Linked DNA regions of Homo sapiens: all the other regions are linked to region 4. Evidence: chromatin contacts called from ENCODE Hi-C or POLR2A ChIA-PET data. All regions are on one chromosome and are shown on one strand. The core of a region is the stretch at or near the end of the contact, and the rest is flanking DNA. Distances in the headings are between cores, read along the strand shown.

Region 1 (6,157 bases), core at 728-3,227, 330 kb before region 4:
TTGGGGGCAGGAGGCAAATGTTCTTCCTTTAAATCACAACACTTAGTTCTCTTCCATTTATAAGACTCACCCCTCCATCCCAACCCCTGCACCACAGGACAAGGAAGTGTTCTTGGTCTTCAACTTTCATCCCTGATGGTGAAAGCAGTTGCTCCTGACCTATTTGCCCACCAGCTTCTCCTCTGGAGCCTGAGGCTTCTGATGCCTGCCTGGCTGGTTCTCAGTAAGAAGGTCAAGTTCAACCAGAGGGGAGATGCTGATGCCTTTCAGTACTTAAATATGAGTTCAGACCCTGGGGCCTGGACATAAGATTTGGGGTCCCCTGGATATAAGATTTCTGAAAACACTCAGACTGTGGAGACCCCTGCTGAGGGAGAAGCCCCAAACTGTGGCTTCAGGGGAATGCACCAAGGCTCTCATTGAGGCCACCTTCTCCAACAAGCTCCCCTCCTGCTTCCCCATGGCTGGCATGGCTGAGGAAAAAGGACACTGAGCACAGCCCGTGCATGAGCGGCTTGCCATGCAACAGGATAAAACCCATAATGCCACTCAGCAAGCCTTGGTTGTAAATCTAGTTTGATTACATTTGTAATCAAATGATGGCCATTTGTTCTGTTTCTGGTTTGTGAACCAACTGAAGACATAAGCAGGGCCTCAGCTAACCCACAAATAGCACATGTGTGCAAACTGGAAAAATGAACCCTTCTTCTGGGAGGACGCCAGCCCAGGCCAGGTCACCCGGCTTGGCCAGCAGAACACAGAGTAGATTTTGGTCCCGTTTGTTCCCCAGTGGGGTATCTATCCTTGTGCAGGGCACAAGCCTACATGGTGGCTCTGGTCATATCATTAGAAAATAGACAGAAATGGGCTGCACACCAGAATGAATGAATTGAATTGAAAGGGAGGAGTGATGGTGGAAAAAAAAACAAGTCAATTCATTTAGACTGGTAGAACCAGAACCACTGTGTAGTACATCCAAACGGTTAAAATTCCCTGGAAGATGTTACATAATCCTATCATGGTGTTTATTTATGGAAATCTATTTTAAAAATTTTATGTAATACTGCACAGTCTGTTTGCATGATGCCTTGTACGTAGTAGCAACTCAGTAAATACTTTTTGAATGAACTAGTATAGTATTTTAATTAGCTAGTCTTCATGTACTGGTACAAAAGAACAGTGTCATCTTACAGCTGAAGTCATAGAGGGGAAATATCCCACTCAAGATCATATAACATTCCAGGTACTCAGGATGAATGGTTTGAGGACTGGTCTGAATTCTTCAAAGGTTTCAGCTGTATTAACATTCTCCATCTAATAAACTTTATCTTGTCATTGCATTGTCTGTGAGATTAGTGATCTGAAACATTCCATCAATACCCCCACCCCACCCAACACATACATATTAAAGACAAAGATAGAATTCGGAGGTTCTTATGGGAGGTACTGTTTTTCTCGAAGGCTATGAGAAGAGGTGCTGAGAAATGAGTTCTCAGCCATCTTGGGGGCCCAAATATCTGAAACCTTCCAGAAATGTAACTAGTCTGAATTTGCTTTTCTGTCACCATTTGGGTATTTGGTTAATGAAAGTTCTTAACATGCAAATTCCACCCACTCTTACCAATGCCCTGAGCTGGGAAGCACCCTGAGCACTCTTACCACACCCTGAGCTGTTGCTTTTCCTCTCCGCCTTGCCCCCACTCCGTGTTGGCTGCACCAGCAGAGGCTTCTGCATTTGCCCCTGGGCGGGAGTTGGGTATGAAGGTCTGGGCCAGAAGGTTCTGAGTCCCTAAGCTGAGCTGCTGGGTGGCAGCTGGAAGGTCAGGCTGGCTGAAGCCCTGGCGAGGTGACACTGGGTCTGAGGCAGGTGCAGTGGCAGCGGCCAGACCTCTGAGGACACAAATGGGCTAGAGTGTGGGAACAACCGGGGAAACAACCCGGGGGTGGGAAGGGAGTAGGAAGGGGGGAAACAGCTTCTGAGAGGAGGCTACAGGATGAAATGGGAAGCCACGAAAATAAGGAAGTGAAACCAAGGGAGAAATAAGAGTGCCACCCAAGCCGAGGCCGTCCTGGCCTTTCTTCCTTTCTGAGGCATCAGCGCAGATTCTAAGTTTACTTGAACTAACCGAAAGCTCTGTTGTTTTCTGAGCAACATCACAGTGGCATAAATAGAGAATTCCTGGAACACACTGGCAAGACACACGCTCTAGAAGGTGACAATTCTGGGGAAATCTGAAGGGCTGGAATAATAAAAAGTCAAACATTTGGCATCCCATCAGCTGCTGAAACACAACCCTCTCACGTACTTTAAAATACCCAACACATGCACTCTGCATATTACTCACGAAACAGCTACGAATGCACAGTCCCTGTGTTACACACAACAGGAAGTTGCCAAACCAGATGTAACCCACCAAGGCCGAGCACATGGGCAGCCCTTCACCTTACTGTTAAAAGACTGAATGGTCATTGGTCCCTGAGGATCCCTGAAGAAGACAGGCAAGCTGTTCTAATCCAATTTAGGTCTTTGCAACTGAAATTGAGATCAAATTTCAAAGATCTGTAAACTAGTGCAGCTTCACAGACTTGAAATTAGTCTACAAGATGACATGTTTCTGGGCCTAATGATGACATTTTTAGAGACTGCCCCCAGCCACAAGGAATTATTCGTTTTTTCTGTGTGGCATGGTATACACCATATTTTCATTCAAGCCACAGAGTTTTTTTTACCCCAGTTTCTTATTAATAATCTGCCACAAATACTGATATTTAAATCAAATTCTTATGGCCTTCATTAGTTAATCAACCATTCATGAAATATATGCGCCATAAGGCCTGACACTTCAGTGCCTGGCACATAGTAGGCACTCAGTACATATGCATATTGACAAAATGAACTGCTGCTCCTACAAGCCAGACTCTGTAGGCAACACAGCACAATGATGTTCTGAAAATTAGCAAGTACAAAAATGGCCCAGACATATGCTTATAGAAAAATCAAGCTCACATCACAGAAAATAATTTTAGAGATTGTAATCTAGAATGCATTTCTATAAAACAGTCCCTGGGTTTTCTGCTAACAGAAGAAATACAACTCTGGCTGGGGGCACGGTAGCTTACACCTGTAATCCCAGCACTTTGGGAGGCCAAGGCGGGCAGATCACTTGAGGTCAGGAGTTCGAGACCAGCCTGGGCAACATGGTGAAACCCCGTCTCTACTAAAAATACAAAAAAATTAGCTGGGTGTGGTTGCTGGTGCCTATAATCCCAGCTACTTGGGAGGGTGAGGCAGGAGAATCACTTGAACCTGGGAGGCAGAGGTTGCAGTGAGCCAAGATTGCACCATTGCACTCCAGCCTGGGCGACAAGAGCGAAACTCTGTCTCAAAAAAAAAAAAAAAAAAAAAAAAAAAAGAAAAGAAAGAAAGAAATACAACTCTGACAGTGAGCTTTCATAGTAATACTGAAGACACAGGTTGAATAAAACTTTCAAGTGAGATGGGAGGGCCTGCACATAAATATGCCATGAAACAAAGGACATGGGGAGGATGAAGGGCTCAGCACTGCCTCCTTCCCTGCAGCCGCTGGGCTGGGCTAAGAGGACCCATAGGCAGTGGCGATGGCGACAGCAAGGAACTCAGAGATGTTCAGTGAGACAGAGGAACTTCTAATCCTCTAGTTTCCTTTTGTCTTCCTGATAGCCTATCCTCAGAGAAATAATTCCCTTACTAAACGCCTAAGTGCTTTTCAGCTCTGCCACTCAACTGACACTTAGCTATTCTGTGTTGGTATTTATCTGTTTCTGCTCGGCTTATCTCCCTGGCTGGACTATAAACCCCTTAAGGGCACAATGTGAATTCTGTGTCCTTCACTTAGTATCAGGGTGATCTTAAGTTGTTTAACTTCTCTGAGCCTCATTTTTATAAAACCCGGGGCTAGTCAATACCTGTCTTCCAGTGTCAAAGTGGGGATTAAAGGAGATGTGTGTGTGCAAGCATATTGCAAAGAAATGGCATCTGGGATGTGTCTTCCTCTACGTGCTCTCCAGGGACTGCTCCCCATGTCCCATATAATCGCAGCCACCATTTATGGGTGCTTACTATGCACTGGGTACTTCACATATATTACTTCTATTCCTCATAACAACGTTGGCAGCAGGTATTATTATTATTATTTTGTTGAAGTTCAGATAAATTGTATTTCTTGACAAGGTTATATAGTTAATAAGTGGCAGAGGCATGATTCAGACTCAAGACACTGTCTTGAGTCTGGGCACTGTCCTATCTGCACACAGGGCACTGTCCTATCTGCACACAGTAGGCCCACTCCATCAATGCCTGACCAAAACTGTGAGGTGTCATCCACTTAAAACTATTGAGGACTAAACTCTGATTTTTTTATCTTGCCCAAATTCTTATCTAAGGGGACTGGGGAGTCATGCTCTATAAATCATAAATTCTCATCAGATGGGTTTTATTTAACCCTACATATCATGATTTATTTTCCAACTTGACTCTGACATAACATTACCAGACAAAGAAGAAAATCAAAATATTTTAACCTGGCCAGGCGTGGTGGCTCACGCCTGAATCCCAGCACTTTGGGAGGCCGAGGCAGGCGGATCACAAGGTCAGGAGTTCAAGACCACCCTGGCCAACATGGTGAAACCCTGTCTCTACTAAAAATACAAAAATTAGCTGAGCATAGTGGTGTGTGCCTATAATCCCAGCTACTTGGGAGGCTGAGGCAGGAGAATTGCTTGAACCGGGACCCAGGAGGCAGAGGTTGCAGTGAGCCGAGATCGCGTCACTGCACTCCAGCCTGGGCTACAGAGGAAGACTCCGTCTCAAAAAAAAAAAACCCACAAAAATTAGATGGGCGCAGTGGCAGTCACCTGTAATCCCAGCTACTCGGGAGGCTGAGGCAGGAGAATCACTTGAACCCAGCGGAGGCAGAGGTTGCAATGAGCCGAGATCACGCCACTGCACGCCACTGCACGCCAGCCTGGGTGACACAGTGAGACTCCATCTCAAAAAAACATATATATATATGATATGTAATATATTTAATATTAATTTAAATATATCAATTTTAATGTAATTTAAATATTAATATTAATTTAAATATATATATATTTTAAACCTCAAAACATGTTTCTTTGCCTTATTTTGAATTGGCCCTGCAAAGCTGTTCTTTGTCAGGGGAAATTTGCATCTGTAAAGAATCTCTATTAACATAGCTAGATCTTTTTCTTCCAGACCCTCCCAATCCTAAAAAGATTAACTAAGATCTGAATAGGAAACATTTGTCCCCTATTGTCTTTAAGCCACTGTAAGACTTAAAAAGAACTTTGGTCTCCACAATCTTTATCTTAACCTGAACATTCCCTTTCTATCTATCCCAGGTCTTTAGGCAAACTCAACCAATTGTCAACCAGAAAATGTTTAAATTCACCTATAGCCTGGAAGCCCCCACTTTGAGTTGTTCAGTCTTTCTGGACCAAACCAATGTATTTTTTAAATGCATTCGATTGATGTCTCATGCCCCCCTCAAATATATAAAACCAAGCTGCTCCCTGACCACCTTGGGCACATGTTCTCAGGACCTCCTGGGCCATGGTCACTCACTCACATTTGGCTCAGAATAAATCTCTTCAAATATTTTACAGAGTTCGATTCTTTTCGCCGACACTATGTTCTGTACTTAATCTTGGGAACAAAGGAGTTCAAACATCTGTGCAATGAATCAAAAATTAATAAAGGCCCTGATAAATTTAGGAAAGTTTGAATCTTTTTCCTCTGACTTTGATGATGTGACTTAAAGGCTGAACAAGGCCTAAAGGGCCAAATGAAGCAAGTTACCACACATTTCATGGACATGTCAGTGAAACCCGTGGATAACATTCGCTACTTGTTGATTCTTAGTATATGGAGATGCTGGTGCATAAAGGAAAAAGTATAAGCTCCCTCACCTTGCAAAAACAACTCACCCAGGGTAGATCTATGGGCACACAGAATTGCAGAGCTGGAGGGCCCATTGAGTGTCATATAGTTCAATTTTCTCATTTTTTTTTTTTTTTTTTGAGACAGAGTCTCTCTCTGTCGCCCAGGCTGGAGTGCAGTGGCGCAATCTCGGTTCACTGCAACCTCCGCCTCCCG
Region 2 (6,764 bases), core at 2,843-5,342, 290 kb before region 4:
CTTATAACTAATGGATTACTCATCTGACAGTACAGTTTTGGTGATGTTATCAGTCTCTGACTCAAAAGCCTCTAATAACTTCCCATATTCTCTATGAACTCCTCTGCCTGCCAGTCAGCCTTTCATTTAGCCATCATTTATTGTCTACTTTGTGTCAGGCACTGGGTACAAAGATGAGTAAGGAAGTTGATATCTAGAGGGAAGAGGGATGAAAAATGGATCATTACAATCCAGGGTTAATACTACTGTGATATAGGAATACTGATGAGGAATACTTAACCCAGACAGAGTGTGAGGGAAGGGTTCCTGCGAAGAGGAGGTTATTTCTGCGCTGAGTCGCAAATGGCAAATTGGACTTAGCCAAGTAGGGAATAAGGGGGAAATCATTCCAGGCAGATAGAGCTGCATGTGCAAAGGCCCTGAGGCCTTGAGAGCTGGTAGGAGCTGAACATCACAAATGCTTCCTTCCTTCTGTTTGGAGCACGGGTGTGAAGAATGGCCCTGAGGATTAAGAGGGGTCAGATTGCAAAACACTGGGCATGCCATGGAAGGGGGTTTGGTTTCACCTTAAAAGATGTGAGGGAGCCAAGGAAGGCTTTTAAGTGGGGCAGGGGAGCATGGTCCAGTTAGAGGGCTGTTCAATAATGCAGGTGAGAAATGATTGGGGCCAATAGCAACAGTGGCACTTCTCCTGAGGCATCTATCGTACATTGCCTTGTTATTTGTGTACATATTTTAAAATTTCCTGAAATGTCTTACCTCTCTTATTCTCACCAAGTTGTAAACTCTTTGAAGATAAGTGCTAGACCTTAATCTTTTCTATGTCAAAACCTTTTCTGCCAGGATCTGCTCTGGTATCAGCAGAACCAGAGACAGTGAAAAAATGGGGACTAGCCTAGAAGCAGTAGGCAAGAGGGAGCTCCCCAGCCAAAAGAGAGAAAGGAATGTGAGGTTTCTTTTCACTCCGACCCCACACTTCCTGCAGCCCAGCTGGGTTCCCGCTCTAGTTTCTGAGAAGCAAGGTCTGAGTCACCTCTTTCTTCCTAAACTCCCCTCTTCCCCAAAGGGATTGGAAGGCTGGAGGGGTACTGAGTAGGAAGGATAGCAGGCAGCACCATCTGATTCTATCCCCTTCTTGCCATACAGACAAACGGCAGCGATACTGACAATGGCCAAGCCCTGAAGACCCTAGCCAGAATGTAACGTCCACCTCTCATCCCTGGGACCCGGCTTCCACTGGGGTGGAATTTCGCTTGGAGAGTAGGCAGAGGGGGGTGAAATTAGCCTTGAGAAGCTGGGTGGGAGGTGTGGGGAGGAGGGCTTGAGGGAAGGCAGGGAGTGGAATCAAATAATTTGAACCACTTCTCGGGTTACCGGGCTCTTCCCTGTCTTTCTGGTAATTGCTTGTTTACTCACTTCCTGGTTCTCAGAGGCTGTTGGACTCCTGCTGTTCTGGGAGTTGTGGGCTTACCTGACCCCCCTCCTCCCCACACCTTCTCCACTGTATAGAACCTACTGGGAAGGAACAAAGACCAGAGTTCAAGTCCTAATGAGGTCTCCAGTGAGGCAGAGATGATAGTCTTCATTTGGTACCAGGCAGAGAGATGCTGAAATCCCAGAACCAGCCCTTAAATTGGCTGTTGGCCTGGTACTCAGAATGAGTACCCCTGGGAGGTGGGCAAGCTTCTGGAACCTGGTTTCTGGGAGAGGGGCTCTAAGTGCAAGGGCCCTACTGGGCCTATTTTGTCCCTAACCTACAGTCCCTCCCCAAGAGAGCATCTGAGTGCTGTGATTTAATAAATAATAAAAGTCAGAGTAAGGATATATGATATACACAAATACGCATATTGTACCCATAAAGAAAACAGTAGACAAATAAATCCTCCTATCTGACTATAACTGGTAAGAGCTTGTACAAATGTTCCCAAAAGGAGACAGATATTAGCCCCTTCATTAGTTAAGGTCCTTATCTGCATTTCTATGGTGAGGGATGATCATGTATTCATTTAAGTATGACTCTGTGCCTCTGGAGACAGAGATTCTGCGAAAACATTGATTAGGGGTAGGACCTTGCTAGAAAAAGTCATAGGTGTGCAATTCATATCTTCTAATTAAAGCACATTATCACTTACTTACAAATGGTTAGGGCTTTAATAAACTAACCCCTTAGGAGACCCTAGCTAGGTCCAAAAACAAAGATAATTTTCTATAGAAGGGTCAACATAAAACTAATGGAAGAGTTTACTATTGCTTTTCCTTAGGCACATTAGGTCCTTAAGGACTCTTAGCCTTGATCTCTAAGTTCAGGTCTCCCCTTTGGCCAGGGCCCTAGGGAGGCCATGAGTCCTTGGGAAAGTGAAAGCAAAGCTGAATCTCCAATGGCATCTGGGACATCTCTGCCCCTTCCTTCTCTGTACTGTACCCTATCCTCAGCAGCACTTGTGGCTCCCCCAAAGCCATGTTTTCCCAGTCTTCCCCTGCCTGGGCCACCCTTCCCATTTACCTGCTGGGCCAATGAATCCTTGCAGACTTTTCTACTTGATGTAATGATTTGTTCACGTTTCTTTGCTTGACCAGACTGTACCCTCTCCACCTCTAAATCATATTCATCTCCTTATCCCTCGAATCTAGCCCAGAACCTGGCAGATGCTAGGGACTAGATGTTGTCTGGGGAGACTCTAGTTCTAGTTCAGTCATTCACAATCTGTGTGACTTTCAGCAGGCCTTTTAATCTTTTTGTTTCTTAGCTTCTTCATTTTAAAATAAATCTTGCCAATTCCAACTTACACGGTTACAAATTAAAAATGAGACAACTGTGGAAGTGCTGAACAAAACGCCAGGTGGTGGAGGTGGTAGGAGGGGCGCTTAGCTCCAAGCGAAGACATATTTGTCTTAGTCTGCTCTGGCTGCCATAACAAAATATCACAGAGTGGTTTAAGCAAAAAAATGTATTTCTCATAGTTCCGGAGCCTGGAAATCTGAGATCAGGGTGCCAGCATGGTCAGGTTCTGTTGAGGGCTTTGTTTCTGGCTTGCAGATGGCCGCCTTCTTGCTGTACCCTCACATGGCAGAGGAGAGAGCGAGCTCCTAAAGACCCTATTTCCAGATATAGTCACATTAGGGGTTAGAGCTTCAACACATATGAATTTTGGGGAAGCATATCCATTCCACAGCAATGCTGAAGGAGATTCATCAGCACATAGCCCTTCAGTCCTGTTCCCACCTCCTACAGCTTGCAAATCTGAAGCACCCCACCAACTCCGTATTGCAACTACAGTAATCATGACTTGTATACCAATTTATAGATGTTTCAATAACTAAAGCATTTGTATAACATATCCTATGGCTTACGAAGAATATTTCATACAGTCTAATCTCATTTTCACAACTATCATCTCACAGATGAGAAAAGCAAGGCCCCAATGGCCAGCCCAATCTTATTTCCAGGTCCTTTAACTGTATACCTTCAAACTCTTTAGGCCACACCAAAGTACTCGGTTGTAACCACTTCAAAGAAAACAGGGCTCTAAGAGCTGGTGAAGTCTAAACTCTTCAGTTCCTCCACTGTGACCACAGCTGACCGTCTTTACTTGTTCTATTCGCTCCCATATGAATCCTTTCTTTGTGCTCTAGAATTTTATGGAGTGGAAAATATATATGGAACGAGACAACATTCTTAGAGGAAAGGACTTTACAAATGCGAAGTATTAATATTTTGTTTGATATGGGCACTATTTTCAAAGGACCCTGCATACTTTCTGTGTTTCTTTGGGATGCCCTGCCCACCCAGGACAACTGAAGGAGCCGCTCTGGTTTTAATTGCAGCAATTCACCAGACAGTTTAGAACTTTCTACGTGCCAGGGCCTCTGTCCCCTGCAAAAGCTCACATTCCAAACAAGTCAGGTGTAGGCTCCGCTCCTAGAGAGGGACGGTGTGAACAGAGCTAACTGGGTCGGCCTCTCTCCTTCCGACCTCCTACTCCCCTCCCAACACCTCCTCGCCCAGAACGTCTCAATTCTGACCCAGACACCCTGGGAGGCCGAGAGGCTCCTTTTGGATCTGCAATACACCCTCCTCACCACAACCAACAGACAAAACGCGCGAGTGCCGTGCAAGGTGGAAACCCTTCCCTCCGGGGGGCGATCGCCCCAGTAGGGTGAAGCAGGCCTCTTTGTTCACGGGATGCCTCGCTAGCAAGCCGGCGGCGGGGGCGTTCCCTGGACCGTGAGACCCCGGCTCCCGAGGACGCCTCCCGTGCCGCCGCTTCCCTCAAGCCCAGTGCCGCCAGCGGCCAGAGCTCCGGATTCCTGCCGCCCCCAGCCCACCGGCAAGAGCTGGCTTCATTTTCCCAGTCCCCCTTTCATCTGGCCGCACAGGCAGAGCACCGTCCGCTAAGGTCTCCTCCCATCCCAGCAGGAAGGGCGGGGAGACCCGCGGAGGATTTAAAGGGGCGCGGAGGTCAGGAGGGCTGGGGGCGGCTCCGCGGAGAAAATGGGGCGCGCTCGTCCTCTCCCGCAGCCTCGGCCGCCGCGAAGCTTCCTCCCAGCTCCCGCCTTTCCGGGCCCGGCGGGCCGAGGGGGAAGGGAGGCTTCCTGCGCCGGCGCCCGCGGCTGCCCCAGTGAGGTCCCGCCCGAGAGCAGGCCCAGGCGGGGGCTGGGCGCGCGGCGCGGCGCTGCGGGCTGGAGGGCGGGGGCGGGGCCCGCCGCTTTTAGAGTCACCTCCCGCGCGCCGCGGCCGCCGTTGCCAGGGTGACCGGGGGAGCTCCGTTGTGGGGAGGCGGCCGCGGCGGGTACCGGTGGGCGGAGCTCAGCGGGCGGGGCGGGGCGGGGCGGGGGCGGGGGGAGCTTCCTCGTCGTCATGGGAACGGCGCAGTTATTTCCAGCCCCCGGGCCGTGCCAGTGGCGCGGTGCCAGGATGCGAGAGTATTGCAGGACAGCGGCAATCTGCTGCGACCTGGGACATAACAATGCGCCCCTTCTGCAGCGCTGGGCCCGCCGGCGAGAGGTCTCGCTGGTCTGAGGGGCTGGGGCCGCCCCCGCGCGTCGTGTCTCCTCTCGGCGCTCTTCGGCTCGGAGCCTGGCGGCTCAGCGCGCTCCCGGCTGCACGTGCTGCCCCCGCCGCCGCCCACGCCAGACAAAGCGGGGCCCTCCCGGGCGTGTTTCCTAGGCGCCCCCTTCCCTCGATGAACCCTTTGATTTCTTCCTTCTTCTCTCTCACTTCGTTCCAGCCCCCTCAACTGCCTCCTGGAGCGCCTTTTTTGTGTGCTCGCCATCTCACGTTTGGCCCTCTCTCCAAAGCTCTGCCTTCACGAACGCCTCCATTTGACCTTCCCCCTCCGCCACTCTCTGGTCTCCTTTGGTAGCTTTATCATTACATTTGATGGAAGGGCGACTCTCCCCTCTCCTATTTTCAGCTCCACATTACCTTTTGTATTGTCCTCTCCCCTTCCTATTGGCATCTTCTTTCTGTCCTTGCCCTTTTCAAGACTCTTCCAGAAACTCTCTTGATGTCTCTGCCTCTTTTCACGGTTTCCTTTCCACTTTTTCTTTTCTCTCTGGGCTGTGGGACAGCAGAAGGGAGATTGCAAATGGCTACCTAGATTGAGTGCCCCTTTTACCTCACTGACGCCATCCTTTTTTCTGTCACCTTGAGGTCACATTATTTGGGCACCTTGATGAGGCTTTGGGGATTCTACTGCCGTTGCTGCCATTAGCAGTCTCTTTGCTTGGAAGCTTAAATGAAGGAAATTTCTGGGAACTGGTCAAAGACTCCTGAAATGCACCTTGAGGACTAAACATCTCTCTCCCTCCATCTCTGCTTGGTTACTCTGGTTTGTTTCGAACACCGGCTGCTTCTTCCCACTTCTTGACTCCCTGCACCCCTACCCGCCCCCCCAGCAATCACATTGTTCATCCCTTTGGCACCAGCCCTAGAGAGGAAAGGGTAGGTCCTCCTCTCCAGGAAGGAAGGTGGGGCAGAGTAGCTCCCGCAGGAAGGGAAGGAAAAAGGAGGGAAGGAAGGAAGTGGCCAACAGAAGGTGGAATCCGGTGGGAGGACTTTTCATTGTTTGAACGTCTTTCCTTTTTAGCTCTGCAAAGTCAAGCCCAAGGCCATCTCACCAAGGTTCTGCTGCCATCTCCCAGAACCCCAGCTAGGACTCCCTTGCCAGAGGCTGGAGGGGGCTGAGGTTTTGGTGGACATATTTAAGTGAAGTGGGCAGAGTTTCATGTATGCTGCAAATTGTAAGCACTTACATTTTTAATGTATCCATCTTCTGTTTCTTTTCTGTCCAACAAAGTCAGCTTTTATCTTCCCTTTTCTCCAGGGGGAAAAAAAAAAAGAAAAACTCCAGGGTAGAATTATGCCTCAGGTAAGGAAAATGTATCTACCATTTCCTGAGGACCTTCTACCTGTGAATCTGCTCTTATGTTCTGTAATACTTTACATTTGCATAGGGCTTTTTTCCCTGAGTTTTAAAGGGAAAGGCTGAGTTTTAAAGTTAGTGGGTAAAAGGAACCAAGTAGGGTTGCGATAAGGGTTGAGATGAAGTAGTGGAAATGGGAGCTCTTTAAAACTAAATACTCATGAATACTGCTCTCCAATATTTCCCCACCTTTTTTGTAGCCTAGGCTTAGGGCCAAATGCAAGCCCCAAGAACACAGGCAAGGAAGTGCTTTTGTCCTTTCTAGGCATGTGATCCAGTACCAAAGATGCTTAGTTATGAACGAAGAGAAGTTTGTGGTATGACTATTCTTTTGCATAG
Region 3 (6,380 bases), core at 1,260-3,759, 490 kb before region 4:
TGGTTTGGCTGTGTCCCCACCCAAGTCTCACCTTGAATTGTAATAATCCCCATGTGTCAAAGATGGGACAAATGGAGATAATTGAATCATGCGGGTGGTTTCCCCCATACTGTTCTCATGATAGTGAATGAGTTCTCACGTGATCTGATGGTTTTATAAGGGGTTCTCATTCTCTCTCCTGCTGCCATGTGAAGAAGGATGTGTTTGCTTCCCCTTCTGCCATGATTATAAGTTTCCTGAGGCCTTCCCAGCCATGTGAAACTGTGAGTCAATTAAGCCTCTTTTCTTTATAAATGACCCAGTCTCAGGTATGTCTTTATTAGCAGTGTGAGAATGGACTAACATACATGGTAAAGATTTTTCATGTGATTTCCACATTCTAAAAAATTATGATCTGTTATGTATACATATAAGATATTTATCCTGTACATATATTTATCAATATATATCTCTCACAATGTTAAGAAGAATAACATGAACACCCACACAGTCATCACCCAACATAGGAAGGCATTGCCTTTGCCTTTGGACCCCTCCATGTCCTTCTACCCAATTTCTATCCCCCTTTTATCTTCCCGCCTTCAGTAGGGCACTACTGTCTGTGTTAATAATTCTGTTGCTTTTTATTGCAGTTTCACTCCAAATGTATGTGTCCCAAAATAATGCATCTTTTAATTTTGTGTTTCTTTTTGACTCGCTTTGCTTGTTCAACATGTTAGTGATAATCACTGATATTTTCCCTGTAGCTATATTTTATTTTATTTATTTAATTTTTTTTTTTGAGATAGAGTCTTGCTCTTTCACCCAGGCTGACAGGCAGTGGCACGATCTCAGCTCACGGCAACCTCTGCCTTCCAGGCTCAAGCAATTCTGCCTCAGCCTCCCGAGTAGCTGGGATTACAGGCACCCGCCACCATGCCCAGCTAATTTTTGTATTTTTAGTAGAGACGGGGTTTCACCATGTTGGCCAGGCTGGTCTCGAACTCCTGACCTCATGATCCACCCACCTCGGCCTCCCAAAGTGCTGGGATTATAGATGTGAGCCACCACACCTGGCCTGTAGCTATATTTTCATTGCTATGTAATATTCCATTTTACAAATATGCCACAATTATCCTTTCTACCATCAATGGCTATTTGAGTTGTTTTCAATTATTTTGTATTATAAACAATGTTGCTATTAACATGCTTGTAAATGTCTTTAGTGTGAAGGTTTTTTCTAAATGGGCTATTATTTTTCTGGCTGAGGTTTTTTGTTCTTTCAGTTCTGTCTTCTATTTGATTAATGCTGGTATTTAGGAAAACTAGAACTTTTTTCATTTTTTATTTTTTTGTAGAAACAGGGTCTCACTATATTGACCAGGCTAGTCTTAAACTACTGGCCTCAAGTGATCCTCCCACCTCGGCCTCCCAAAGTGCCAGGATTACAAGTATGAGCCACCACACCTGGCCTGGTAAACTAGATTTGAACATTTATCTTGTGTCCAATTTGAGTACAATTTACTTGGGTTTTTCATCGTAAACAATAATATCATCTACAAAGTATAATGATTTTGGCAACTCCCTTTTAATAATTATACATTTCAGAATCCCATTGTTAAATTAATATGGTGATGCGAAGCATTCCAGTTTTGTTCCTAACTTTGGTGGGACTGTGCTGAAGTTTCACTAGGCTGTAACTATGTTGGCTGTTAAATGTTGGCTTTGAGATATAATATTTTTATTATATTAAGGAAAGCTTCTACTTCTAGGTACAGTGTTGAATTTTGTCAAATACTTTTTTTAGCTTCCATTGAAATGATCATAATTTTTTATTGAACTATTGAGGTGAGAATCATGCTAATATATGTTTTCATAGTCTCTCAAGCCAATCATTAATATAATATAGACATTTTCTGTTTTTCTCAAGATTGAAAATGGTCACAAACATGACTTCAGGTCTTAGTCATCCTCCAAGATCTTTCTCCCTGAGTCTCTTTTCATTTGTAGCTGAGAAAATTGACTTGGCCAAGCTGACAGTGACTGTTGACAGACAGGTTAAAGCCGGGTGACCTCCCTCATACTGATGATGGCCCCCTGCAGAGCAAGCATGGTAGACTAGGAGGGAGAGTATTAAAGTATTTCCCGGCTGGACACAGTGGCTCACGCCTGTAATTCCAGCACTTTGAGAGGCCGAGGTGGGCCGATCATGAGCTCAGGAGTTCGAGACCAGCCTGGCCAACACGGTGAAACCCCGTCTCTACTAAAAATACAAAAATTAGCCAGGCGTGGTTGTACACACCTGTAGTCCTAGGTACTCAGGAAGCTGAGGCAGGAGAATTGCTTGAACCCAGGAGGCGGAAGTTGCAGTGAGCCGAGATCACGCCATTGTACTCCAGCTCTGGGCTACAGAGCAAGACTCTGTCTCAGAAAAAAAAAAAAAAATCCCTAATCCCAGTCATTTCCCTGTGATTAGGATTATGAAATGAAAAGCTGCAACTGGAGTCAGGCATGAAAACAGATGCCTGGCAGAGTCAAGAGTTGATGCAGAGTGAGCGGGCAGAGACAGTGAAGTCTGCAGTTAAAATCCCTGGCCAGGGTCCTGGTCCCATCCCAGTGGGCTTCCTGCCTGCCAGCCTGGGGGAGTGGCGTGGGCTGACCCCGACCAGGTAAGAGCCACACGTCTCTTCTCCTTTGGGCATCTGTAGATTCAGGGTGGTGCAGTGCCCAGAGCTGATGTGTGCGAGTGTGTGTGCCCGTGTGTGCTGCAGCATGCAGAGAGGCGTGACAGGAAGACCGGCGGCTGCAGTCTGGAGGTGCCCAACTGTCCTCTGACAGCATCTCTCCTAGTGTTCTCTCCCAGCCTGTTTTTGCACTTTTCTCTCATTACCTTCTCTTCTCCCCCACCCCCATCCATTTCTTCTTCTGATAGGCATTTTATTTCCAAATTTCCAGGCTCACTTAGAATTGAAGTGTAAGGCCAATGCTTCTGTCGGTGATGGATGGCATTTTGGGGAAGAGAAAAGAGGGAAGGGGGCCACGGGCAAGGAGGCCTGGGCATCAGACGTAAGCAGGGCTCAGTCAGGAAGCCTGGGCACAGCTCCCGGCCCTGCCAAAGGCTGACTTTCTCGCAGGGCCTGGGGCAGGACTGGCCATACTGAGTGGACGAACCAAATCCTTCGGAGAGGACCTTGATTCTCTTAGCAAGCTGTGGTCCCTCTCTCTCTCAGGCATCGCTATCTGATAGGGATTTTTTCTTTTATTTAATCACCTGGCATTTGGTCCACACCTTTTTTGTGGTGGGCACCTCTTAGGGGCCAGGGACACAGGAAGGATCAGACACGGTGCTGCTTGAAAGAAGTCTCTGTGAAGTGGGAGACACACAGGCTTAGATGTGCACAACTGTGGACAAGTGCTCTGATAGAAGCAGGTGATCTGACAGGTGAGGGCTGTGGAGGGAGTGGGGGAAGGCTTCCCTGAGGAGGTGACATGTGAGCTGAGTGTGGAAGGTCTAGGAGGAGACAGCCAAGTTGGGATGGGGATGTCAGTCTGCTCGGGCTGCCATAACAAAACGCCATAGACTGGGTGGCTTAAAACACAGGAAATTATTTCCACGGTTCTGGAGGCAAATGTCGGGGGTCACATGCCAGCTCGGTGGAGTGCTGGTGAGGGCTCCCCTCCTGGCCTGCAGACAGCTGCCTTCTCATTATATCCTCACATGGTGGTGAGGGTGCACAGGGAGAGAGCTCTCTGGGGTCTCTTTTTGTCAGGATGCTAATCCCATCCTGGGGGCCTCACCGTCATGACCTCCTCTAACCCTAATCACCTCCCAAAGGCCCCGCCTCCTAATACTATCCCACGGAGGGGTTAGGGCATCAACATAAGAATTTGGAGGGGGCCACAGTTCAGTCCACAGCAGGATGTGTGTGTGTGGAGTGAAGCAGGTACTTCAGGCTGAAGGAATGCCTGGGCAAAGGCAAGGAGACAGGACTCGGTGCCACCAGTCAGGGAACTAGAAGCAACTCAATATGTTGAGGAAGCAGGGCAGGCTCTCGGGGCTGGGATGAGAGATGAGGCTGGAGTGACCCATGTGCCATGCAAAGGCTTTTGAGTTTTAACTCGAGGCCCTGTGCTTCCCCAGACTGACCGGGCCTCAACATCACCTGGGAATCCTGGAAGGAAACAGGTTCCTGGGCCTTGCTCCAACCTAAGGAACCCGAATCTGCATAGGTGAGGCCTCAGAATCAGCCTTCCCAGCAGCGCGGTGGGGAGTACAGGGGAGCCGCGGGAGGGTTTTGGGAGGGGGGAAGCAGCTACATGGTAGACCCTGCACGCGCCCTCGCTCCTCTGCTGGAGGAAGTGATGAGGGCAGGCCTGGGGCTGGCAATGGGATCCTCAGCAGTTGCTGCTCAGATCAGTTGCCTCCTTGGACCATGTTCCCATGAGCAAGACAGGAGCCACCAGGAAATGCAGGTTTCCATTTGGACAAGCTCCTTTAGGCTGGACAGTCGAGGGATGGTAGAAGTGTGCCCCCACCCCATTTCTGCCCCACTTTGCTCTAATGGTGTGAGTTGGAAGGACCATCTCCCTCACTTTTCCCTTCATCCTGAGTGAAACCTGGTTTCCACAGCTCACATGGCGCCGTATTTCCAACGTTCAGAGCACATTGGAAAGTTGGGAGGAAGGATGAGGCTTGTGTTTTCACTCACAGTAAGTCAAAGGGGCTTCTTGGGATGGTCCATTTCCCTAGTTGTTCAGCAGAGGAAGGGGCTTTGTGATCACTGTTTACATTGTATTTGTTTTCCTCCTAGAACTCCCTCCAGAAGATGATAATGAAAGTGTCTGACGCATAAGGAAATAAATAAGATGGTTATGTGCCCAGCTCAAGGGCTAAGGTGTTGGTCAAGACCACACCCGAGGGGCTGCCAGTCACAGGGTGGGGTCCAAGCTCCTCACCAGACCCAACCTCCCCTGCTCTGCAACCTCATCCTTCCCCTGTCTTTCCTGGGTTAAATTTTACACTTAGTAACACTGAAACCAGGCAGTTTCACACCTCCGAGCCTGCATCTATGCTCATCTCTTTACCTGAAACGTCTTCTCTCACCCCTCCCCCTCTGTCTGGCTAATTCCTGCTCATTCTCCAAGACCCAGTTCTCCGTGGTACCCCTTCTCACCCAACACACACCCCTCAATCTAGCCTTTTCTGTGAGCAACCTACACCACCTTATGCTGACCTGGTTGGGAGCACATATATAGAAAGTTTGTGTGCCTGCCCCTCCCCAACTCCCCAGTTCCTCAAAAGTAGGGTCTGTGGTGCTAAATTTTGTCTCTGCAGTCTCTGACATATCTAGGAGCTCAACATATATCTGCTAAATCAAACAGAATCCAGATGAACAAGAATGCCCTCGACATGTAGATGTCACAATTCAACAGCATTCTAAGGGTTTGCTCGTGCTCATGGGTATCTTTAGGACAGGTGGCTTTTAAGGCCTCAATATAGATGTAACACCCTACTCCCCTCGCACAAAAAACAAAAAAACAAAAAAAACTTTAACCCAAATAAACTGAAAGTGATTATTTGCATCTCAAAAGATTGGGGGGAGGCAGGTTTTCTTTAAACATTAAACCTTTGCTGGAACTTTCAGAAACTTTCCTTATAGATCATTAACTTCTGGGGGAGGGTGGGAGCAGAAGCCGTGGAGTCTGAATTCAGAGGTGCCTCTATAAAAGAGGAAGCAAGGCAGAAAATCTTGGAACCAGACAGAGCTGGGTTCAGATTCTAGCTATACTAGCTGTGTGGCCTTGGGCAAGCTACTTAACCTCTCTGCAGCTCGATTTCTTTATCACTAAAGTGGAGATACACTATACCTATTTTGCATGGTTGTTGTAAAGATGCAAAAGATCCTATGTGGGGTACCTTAGCTCATAGGATGCCCCCAATAATAGTAACAGTGTTGCTGCTGTCAGGCTTAACACTGGGCATGCAGGAGAAGAAGGAGTCTTGAGGGGCTTTTAACTTAGACGGCAGGAATAAGAAAGCCAGGAAGGGCCAAGCCACTGTGCCAGCACATTTTCAGTATCACAGCACTTCATGATTTTTTTCACAAATCTTTTGATTTTTTTTTAAACTAAATCTTTCCATGTTGAACAGGCAGATGCTGGCGACAGCACTGTGCAGTGTACTGGCATGAGGGCCTGGACTCTAGGAGGCTGGACTACAGCTTACCCAGCTGTGGATCCTGGGGCGTTCACTTACACTCAGTGTCTATAGAAAGGAGACAATAGGCCAGGCGTGGTGGCTCACACTTGTAATCCCAGCACTTTGGGAGGCCCAGGCGGGCAGATCATGAGGTCAGGAGATCGATGCCATCAAGGCTAACACGGTGAAACCCCATCTATAC
Region 4 (7,146 bases), core at 4,569-7,068:
AACATCCTAGAACCGTAAATGCTGTGGAGGTCAGAGAGTTGGAGATACAGTGAGCTATAACACATGGCATTCAAGCAGGGGAAAAAGTCAGATGGACATGTAACTATGTAATTATAGTGTGTCTCCAGTGTTGTGTGATTACAAAGGAGGGAGAAATTGCTTCCTGTTGGAAAGATGCCCGAGGCTTCATGAAGGAGGAGATGATTGATGTGCTGATTGGCCGCCAAACTGCCCCTGCCCTTACCTTTCCATCTCTGTAATTTCCACCCAGTTACTTAAGCCAAAAATCTGGAGGAGTTATCACCAATTCTCTCCTTTTCTTAATCTTCCCCACATCCAATCTATCACCAAATTGCTTAGCTTCTGTCTTAAAAAGAGAGCTCAACGCTCTCAATTTTACTCTTTATTCATTGCCACCACTGGAGCCCTGGGCACATCACCTGTGGCTGAGACTACTGAAAAAGCCTCACCTAAGGGTGGTTTAAAATTCTACTCATTTTCCTCTTTTATCAGCAGTTTTTGCAGCAGCCAGAGTAATCTTTCAAAAAATAATCTAAGATCCTGCCACTCCCCTGCTTAAAAACCTTTGTAGATTTCTGTATTAGTCGGGATCCAGCTGTGAAACAACTTTGGGTATTTCAAGCAGGGAATATTAATACAAAGATTTGGTTGCATAGGTACAAATAGAGATGGAAGGCAACCCAGGGCAGGCAGCCGTTACCATGTTTACACTGGAGGCACCCAAGCCCTGGAACCTGGAACCTACTCAACCATGGTGAGTCCTGCCTGGGGGTAGCTGGGAATTCAGTGGGAGGGGCTGTCTGGGGGGGAAGCTCCGTGGCAAAGGAGACACCACCATGGCCAACTAATGCCAGCTAGAGCCAAGAGGGAGAGGGGAAATACTCGGGCTCCTCTTTTCTTTCTTTCTTCTAGTCTCCCCCTGGGGCCTCCCAGTGGTCAAACCTTGCTAGAGCCAGTTCTCTAGGGAGTCTGGGGAATGCTGAAGGGTGGAAACAGATGTGACAGGAGTGTGGTGCAGTAAATTTCAGGCACTGGCTGAACTATTTATGCAGACTGGGTTTGGCTCGTAGGTGGAATAGAAGGCTGTTGGATTTGTCTGTCAGAAAGTACCATAGCACAGGAATCTGGTCTGCCACTCCAGATCTTCTCTCTGTCTCTGTCTCTCTCTCTGTCTTTCTCTCTCTCTGTCTCTCTCTCTCTCTCTCTCTGTGTGTGTGTGTGTGTGTGTGTGTGTGTGTGTGTTTAGTGGAAGGACAGACCTCTTTTGGGCCAGGGATTGGTGAATGAGGAAGAGCCTCTCTTGGCCTCCTGTTGAGCCTGGGAGGATAAGCACAGAATATTCTTAAGAGAGGTCTGTGGTAGATCAGCACAGAAAGGGTAAGGAATAGGGAGTTTGGTACCTCCAGAATACAATCCCAGTGTCTTTTAATCTGGCATTAAAGCCTTTTAGGTTCTCATCCAATCTTACCTTCCATGTTTCTCTAACTGGAATATTTTTCCTGACGCTCAACTCAAGACTTACTAATTTCACCCTCCATGCCTTTGCATGTAAGATTCCTTTCATTCAATTCCTATCATTCTTCAAGAATGGTTCAAACCTCACCTCTTCCAGGAAGCCTTCCTGGTTTCCTCCAGCACTCAGGGATCTTGCTTTCCTTCTCAGAGCTCCTAAAAGGGTTAAGGTTGCTTTTACTACTTGGTAAGATCATAGTTTTGCCAAAGAAGGATAGTTTACCTCTCCAAAAATATTTCAGGCTCTTCCATGGCCAGGACAGGGAGTCATTAAGTCTTTGTATTCACCAGAGATGTCATCACTGTGTGCAGGAACACAGCGGATGCCTGACCAACATCTGTGGAAGGGAAATGTATTCAGTCCTAAAGATCAAGTAGTCAGTGTTCAATAAAACAAAGGAGAAGAAGCTGAGCAGGTAGAAATGTGTGATCAGTGATCTCAGAACCCCAAAAGGGTGCTTTAGAAATAAGACAGAGCAATACAGTCATTGGAACCAAATGTGAGACTGTGACTCATGAAGAGAAGGGAGGCTGCCCCTAATTAACAGGAAGCTGGAAAAAAAGACAGTGGCAAGAGAGAGGCTGAGATGGGAAGCAGGCTGAGGAAGCTTAGCATGGAGGTATTGTGTGATATTGGCAATTTTGAAATGTTATGTTTAGCAATGAGTAATACATAACTGATCTAGTGGAAAATGTAGGGCTGGTTCTTCAGGGAGGTAAGAATGAGATCTGTGAAATGATAAGGAGTTAATTGCAGATATCTGTGTTGGAAGTTATAATGTCAGTTTGCCAATGCAGGCATTGCCATGAGTGTGAATGGATTTTCTTTGTGGAGTGCTGGAGGCATAAACAGCTGCAGGTGTTGTTTACATGTTCCACATGCTTTCATGCTGAAATGTGTTTATCAGCTAAATGCATGCTGTGGGGGAAGGCTGCCGGGGTTCAAATCCTGGCTCTACCAATTACCAGTTATGGGATTTTAGGAAAGTTGATAAACCTGTGCCTCAGTTTTCCTCATCTGTAAGATGGGGTTAATAATAATACCTTCCTTACAGCATTATCATAGGATTAAACAAGATGTAAAGGATTCAAGAATGTCTAGCTTATTGTAAAAGCTGACAGGACATTAGTTATTATTACCATTAGTTGTCTTTTATGTCGTCTTCAAGGCTTTGAGGATGGAACTGTTGGAGGGGTAGGTGATCTTTTCTTTTCTTTTTTTTCTGAAACAGGGTCTCCCTCTGTCACCCAGGCTGGAGTGCAGTAGCGTGATCTTGGCTCACTGCAACCTCTGCCTTCCAGGCTCAAGCGATCCTCCCACCTCACTTCCTGAGTAGCTGGGACCACAGGCACATGCCACCAGGTCCAGCTAATTTTTTGTATTTTTGGTAGAGACAGAGTTTTGCAATGTTGCCTAGGCTGGTCTCGAACTCCTGAGCTCAGGTGATCTACCTGCCTCAGCCTCCCAAAGTGCTGGGATTACCGGCGTGTGCCCCCGTGCCTGGCCAAGAAGGACTGGTGATCTTTTCTGATGGGGGCAGTGAGTACTCATCTGGACTCAAGACCTTAAAAACCATTACATTTCAAGTACTTGGAAAAAATGTTTGTAACTTTCAACAAGCAGGTACCAAGAACCTTTTCCTGGGTTTGTGCTTTTGAAGAGCAGCTCGGGTTATGTTGTGTGACTGTCAGCCACTGTGGGACTGAGTGGGACTGAGTGCCTGAACCTGGGGATAGGAAGAAAAGTAGGGATTGGCTCCTAGTCTCTAGACAGGGCCTGTAAGGTACCCTGCAAGAGTGTGATGTGGTGACTTCAGTTGGCCAAAGGTGGCTTCTCAGGGGACGGTTGGTTGCTGACTCAGTCCAGGTGTGTGTGGAAGGTGCTTGATACAAGAATGGGAAGAGTGGTGGGGGAGTTTACTTTATCTCCAGCCAGACCTGGGTTCAAATCAGAGTTTGCCTTCTCACCACTTATGTGACTTTTGGAAACCACTTAACTTCTCTGAGCCTTGTAAAATGGGAGGTTTAAATAAGATAGCATATTTAAAGTGTCTGGCACATAGTAAGACTGATAAATGTGAATTCCCTTTTCTCAGTTTCTTCATCTGTAAAATGTGGATAATACAGAACATTTTGTGAGGCTTTTGTAACAATTTCAGATAATTTACTCATTCACTAAAATATTTTTAGTGTTGACTACATGCCAAAAATCCTTAAGGGTTTGGGGTATCTCATCAAATAAAACAGACATAGATACCGGCCCTTTTCTAGTTTAGATTTTAGCAGGGAAAGATAGACAATACACTATCATAAACAAATACAGCTTCTAATGCGTTGAAAGATGATAAGTGCTATGGGGGAAAAGGGGAAAATAGGATAAGGGGGATTGGGAGTGCTGAGGGTGGGGCAGTGTGCAGGATTCTACAGGATGGCTAAGACAGGCCATCATTGTTAAGGTGATATTTGAGCAAATATGTGAAGAAGATGACGGACTTAGCCAGAATGATATTTAGGGGAAGAGCATTCCAGACAGAAGAAACAGTCAGTGCAAATGCTGTGGGAGTGAGCCTGGCATGTTCCGAGAACAACATGGAGGCCAGTGTGGCTGGAGCAGAGGAAAGAGAGACTAGAAGGAGGTAGAGTCTGGGAAGTAACAGGAAGCCAGATGGTGCAGGGCCTTGCTGACCACTGGGAGGTCAGCTGTGGCTGTTACTCTAAGTGAAGGGAGGGTACATTGCAGGATGCTATGCAGAGAGGAATGATGTGCTCTGCCTATTTAAGAGGCTCACGCTGCACATTGGTTACTGTGTTCAGAATAGACTGTAGAGGGGTAAGGGTGGAAATAGGGAGACCAGTTAGAAGGTTGTTGCTGTGTCCAGATGAGAGATGATGGTGGCTTGTACCAGGATGGTAGCAGTGGATGGTGAGAAGTGACTCGATCTTTTTATATATCTTGTAGGTAGATTTAATAGCATTCACTGATGATTGGATATGGGGAATGAGAAGTATAGGAGTCAAGGACAGCTTGAGCAACCAGAAGGACAGAGCTGCCGTCAATTCAGAAGGAGATTGTGAAGCAGGCTTGGGTGGGAAAAGTTAGGAGTTCACACTTGGGCATGTTGAATTTGAGTTGTATGTTATATATCCAAGTAGAGAAGTCATGGAGGCACCTGGTTATATGAGTCAGAAATTTGGGAGAAAGGTCTGAGCTGAGTTATAAATTTTGGAGTTGACAACATATATGGTAATTCAAATCACATGACTGGATGAGGTCACCATCTTTTCTGATGGGGGCAGTGAGTACTCATTTGGACTCAAGACTTTAAAAACCATTACATTTCAAGTATTTGGAAAAAATATTTGGAACTTTCAACAAGCAGGTACCAAGAACCTCCTCCTGGGTTTGTGCGTTTGAAGAGCAGCTGGGGTTAAGAGCGGCATGAGGGCCTCCAGCTTAAAGAATCGAGGCAGAAGAAGAAAAGCCAGCAAAGGAAGTTGAGAAGTGATCCATGAGGTCGAAGGAAAACCAGGAGAGTGTGATGTCGTGGAAGCCAGATGAAGAAAGTGTTTCAAGGGGGCAAGAGTGATCAATTATGTCAAATAATGTGATGAGTCAAGTGTATTTGCTATCTATCATTGTGTAACAAATCACTCAAAAACTTAGCAGCTTAAAACAACAAAAATGTATTATCTCACAAAGTTTCCAAGACTTAGGAATCTAGGAGTTGCTAAGGTGGCTAGTCCTGACTCATGATCTCTTGCGGGTTGAAATTAAGTTGTTAGCTGTGGCCGCAGTCATCTCTAGGGTCAACTGGGGCTGGAGAATCCCATTCCAAACTCACTCTTGCAGTTCTTGGCACCCTATTTCCTGGCCATGTAGGCCATCTGAGTGGCCTCATGACATAGCATCTGGCTTCCCCCACAGCAAGTGGCCCAAGAGGGAGACAGACTGCAGGAGAGCACCCCAGACGGAAGCCACAGTCTTTTGTACCTAACTGTGGTAGTGTCATGCCATCACCTCTGAATGTTCTTGGTTACACAGACCAACCCTGGTACAGTGTGGGAGGGGACCGCACAAAGGTGAACATCCCAGGAGGTGGGGTCATCTTGGAAGCTGGCTACCACATCAAGCATGACAAGAACAATTGGTCATTGGGTTTAGCAATGTGGAGGGCATTGATAACCTTAACAAAAGCGTGGGGAGAAAAGTTTGATCAAAGTTGGTGTAAGAAGGGATGGGAGGAGGAGAACTGAGACAGTGAATAGAAATGACTCTTTTGAAGAGTTTGTCACAAAGGAGAACAAAGAAATCAGGAAATAGCTGATGAAGGAAGTGGTTTTTCTAAGATGAGAGAAACAACAGTATGTTTGCACATTGATAGGAGTAATCCAACGAGTGAAAAATTGATGACGCAGAAGAGAAAGGTAATTGCTGGAGCCTGGTCCTGAGTAGAACAATGTGGAATAACATAGAAACAGAGATTCCCTCAACCCAGAATAAATAGTTTACGCTAAAACAGATAAAATTACCCACTACATTCTTATAGAGACAAGAGGTATCAGATCTCAAGAGTTTAAGGAAAATAAATCACAGGAGAGAAATCTTAAAATTGGGAAAATTATTTCCATTAACTACTTCTTCTTCTGGGACTTGGGTAAAGACTGGAGCTACTTTATTTTAAGAGTAGAACACATCTGTCCAGCCTGCAGAAGATGCCTGGTTTGAACACCTCTGCAGCGAACCTGGCCAATGGAACAGCTGGGACTCCCTTGCAAGCTGCAGACCTGCTTTGTAGGGTAGTTCCAAGCCCTGAAGATAGGTGGGTTTTCTGCCACCAGATGAGGGAATTCTAGAGGCAACCAAACAGACCTTCACAGTAAAAAAGGGCAGAGGTCTACAGGAGCTCTCAGAATGTCTCTGGGAGGGTCAAGAGCATCAGTCCTCACTGATGCCTCCCATGCTCCCAGCAGGCCTCACATTATAGAATTCTCTTCTATTACTACGTCTCACCACAATAATGGTGGATGGGAACTCTGTCCTGAACCCTTACAAAACCCAGGCCCCTGCCTCGGTGAGTTTTTTGTTTATTTCCAGGCCGGAGTGCAGTGGCACGATCTTAGCTCACTGCAACCTCCACCTACCGGGTTCAAGTGATTCTCCTGCCTCAGCCTTCCAAGTAGCTGGGATTACAGGCATGCGTCACCACACCAGGCTAATTTTTGTATTTTTAGTAGAGACGGGGTTTCACCGTGTTGGCCAGGCTGGTCTCGAACTGGCCTCGAGTGATCCGCCTGCCTCGGCCTCCCAAAGTGCTGGGATTACAGGTATGAGCCACTGCGCCTGGACAGGGTGGGGTGTTTCAGCCTCTCATCACGTCACTAGGAAGACTCCAGGAAAAAGGAGGAAAGTGAGAAAAACTTTTGTATGGGCTACATCAGCGATGCTTAGAATCCAGCTCCAGGACCTGGTGTCCCTCCCCCTCATCCCGTCTTGTCCTTCCCTCTCCCTGCTGAGCTCCGCAGCCCTGGGGATTCCACATGTAGCCCTTACCCTTCTTGTACTCCAGTCAGTTCTCATTGGCATTCTCCTGGTTCTCAAAATGCTTTTACCCT

The links. A loop is a pair of places that touch in the nucleus more often than their neighbours do. ChIA-PET counts read pairs that join two places held with the same protein, here RNA polymerase II (POLR2A). Pooled maps may share reads with other maps.
Region 1: a loop to region 4 is called in a pooled map, with 13 times the contacts of the local background. The contact joins two enhancer-like sites. A Hi-C loop is called at or near these places in 4 of 37 single-sample maps with no recorded cell type and 9 of 50 pooled maps. POLR2A ChIA-PET finds 5 or more read pairs at or near these places in 1 of 52 experiments (CD8-positive, alpha-beta T cell).
Region 2: a loop to region 4 is called in a map of CD8-positive, alpha-beta T cell, with 10 times the contacts of the local background. The contact joins two enhancer-like sites. A Hi-C loop is called at or near these places in 3 of 168 maps with a recorded cell type or tissue (CD4-positive, alpha-beta memory T cell, CD8-positive, alpha-beta T cell and naive thymus-derived CD4-positive, alpha-beta T cell) and 8 of 50 pooled maps. POLR2A ChIA-PET finds 5 or more read pairs at or near these places in 3 of 52 experiments (CD4-positive, alpha-beta memory T cell, endothelial cell of umbilical vein and naive thymus-derived CD4-positive, alpha-beta T cell).
Region 3: a map with no recorded cell type shows a loop between it and region 4 (11-fold over the local background). The contact joins the promoter of LINC02816 here to the enhancer-like site in region 4. A Hi-C loop is called at or near these places in 5 of 37 single-sample maps with no recorded cell type and 2 of 50 pooled maps.

The regions. Positions count from the first base shown.
Region 1 is chr1:181,060,599-181,066,755 of GRCh38, forward strand. MR1 (major histocompatibility complex, class I-related) reads left to right here. Exons shown (of 6, transcript NM_001385161.1): 6 at 1-1,340. Among named protein-coding and RNA genes, the nearest start is that of IER5, 25 kb to the right of the region's middle. RefSeq lists enhancers at 1,430-1,559, 2,200-2,249. Within about 2 kb of position 1,978, at least 16 of the 41 ENCODE cell types and tissues checked have a DNase peak (open chromatin) inside an H3K27ac peak, as active enhancers do; they include CD8-positive, alpha-beta T cell, where a contact is called at or near this core.
Region 2 is chr1:181,100,684-181,107,447 of GRCh38, forward strand. No RefSeq gene overlaps it. Among named protein-coding and RNA genes, the nearest start is that of IER5, 15 kb to the left of the region's middle. RefSeq lists silencers at 4,257-4,316, 4,337-4,826, 5,087-5,136 and an enhancer at 4,670-5,564. Within about 2 kb of position 4,093, at least 29 of the 41 ENCODE cell types and tissues checked have a DNase peak (open chromatin) inside an H3K27ac peak, as active enhancers do; they include CD8-positive, alpha-beta T cell, where a contact is called at or near this core.
Region 3 is chr1:180,904,083-180,910,462 of GRCh38, forward strand. LINC02816 (long intergenic non-protein coding RNA 2816) reads left to right here and starts at 2,510. Exons shown (of 4, transcript NR_185877.1): 1 at 2,510-2,648; 2 at 4,121-4,209; 3 at 4,610-4,689; 4 at 4,791-6,380.
Region 4 is chr1:181,390,718-181,397,863 of GRCh38, forward strand. It overlaps a transcript of CACNA1E not described here. Among named protein-coding and RNA genes, the nearest start is that of CACNA1E, 89 kb to the right of the region's middle. Within about 2 kb of position 5,819, at least 2 of the 41 ENCODE cell types and tissues checked have a DNase peak (open chromatin) inside an H3K27ac peak, as active enhancers do; they include CD8-positive, alpha-beta T cell, where a contact is called at or near this core.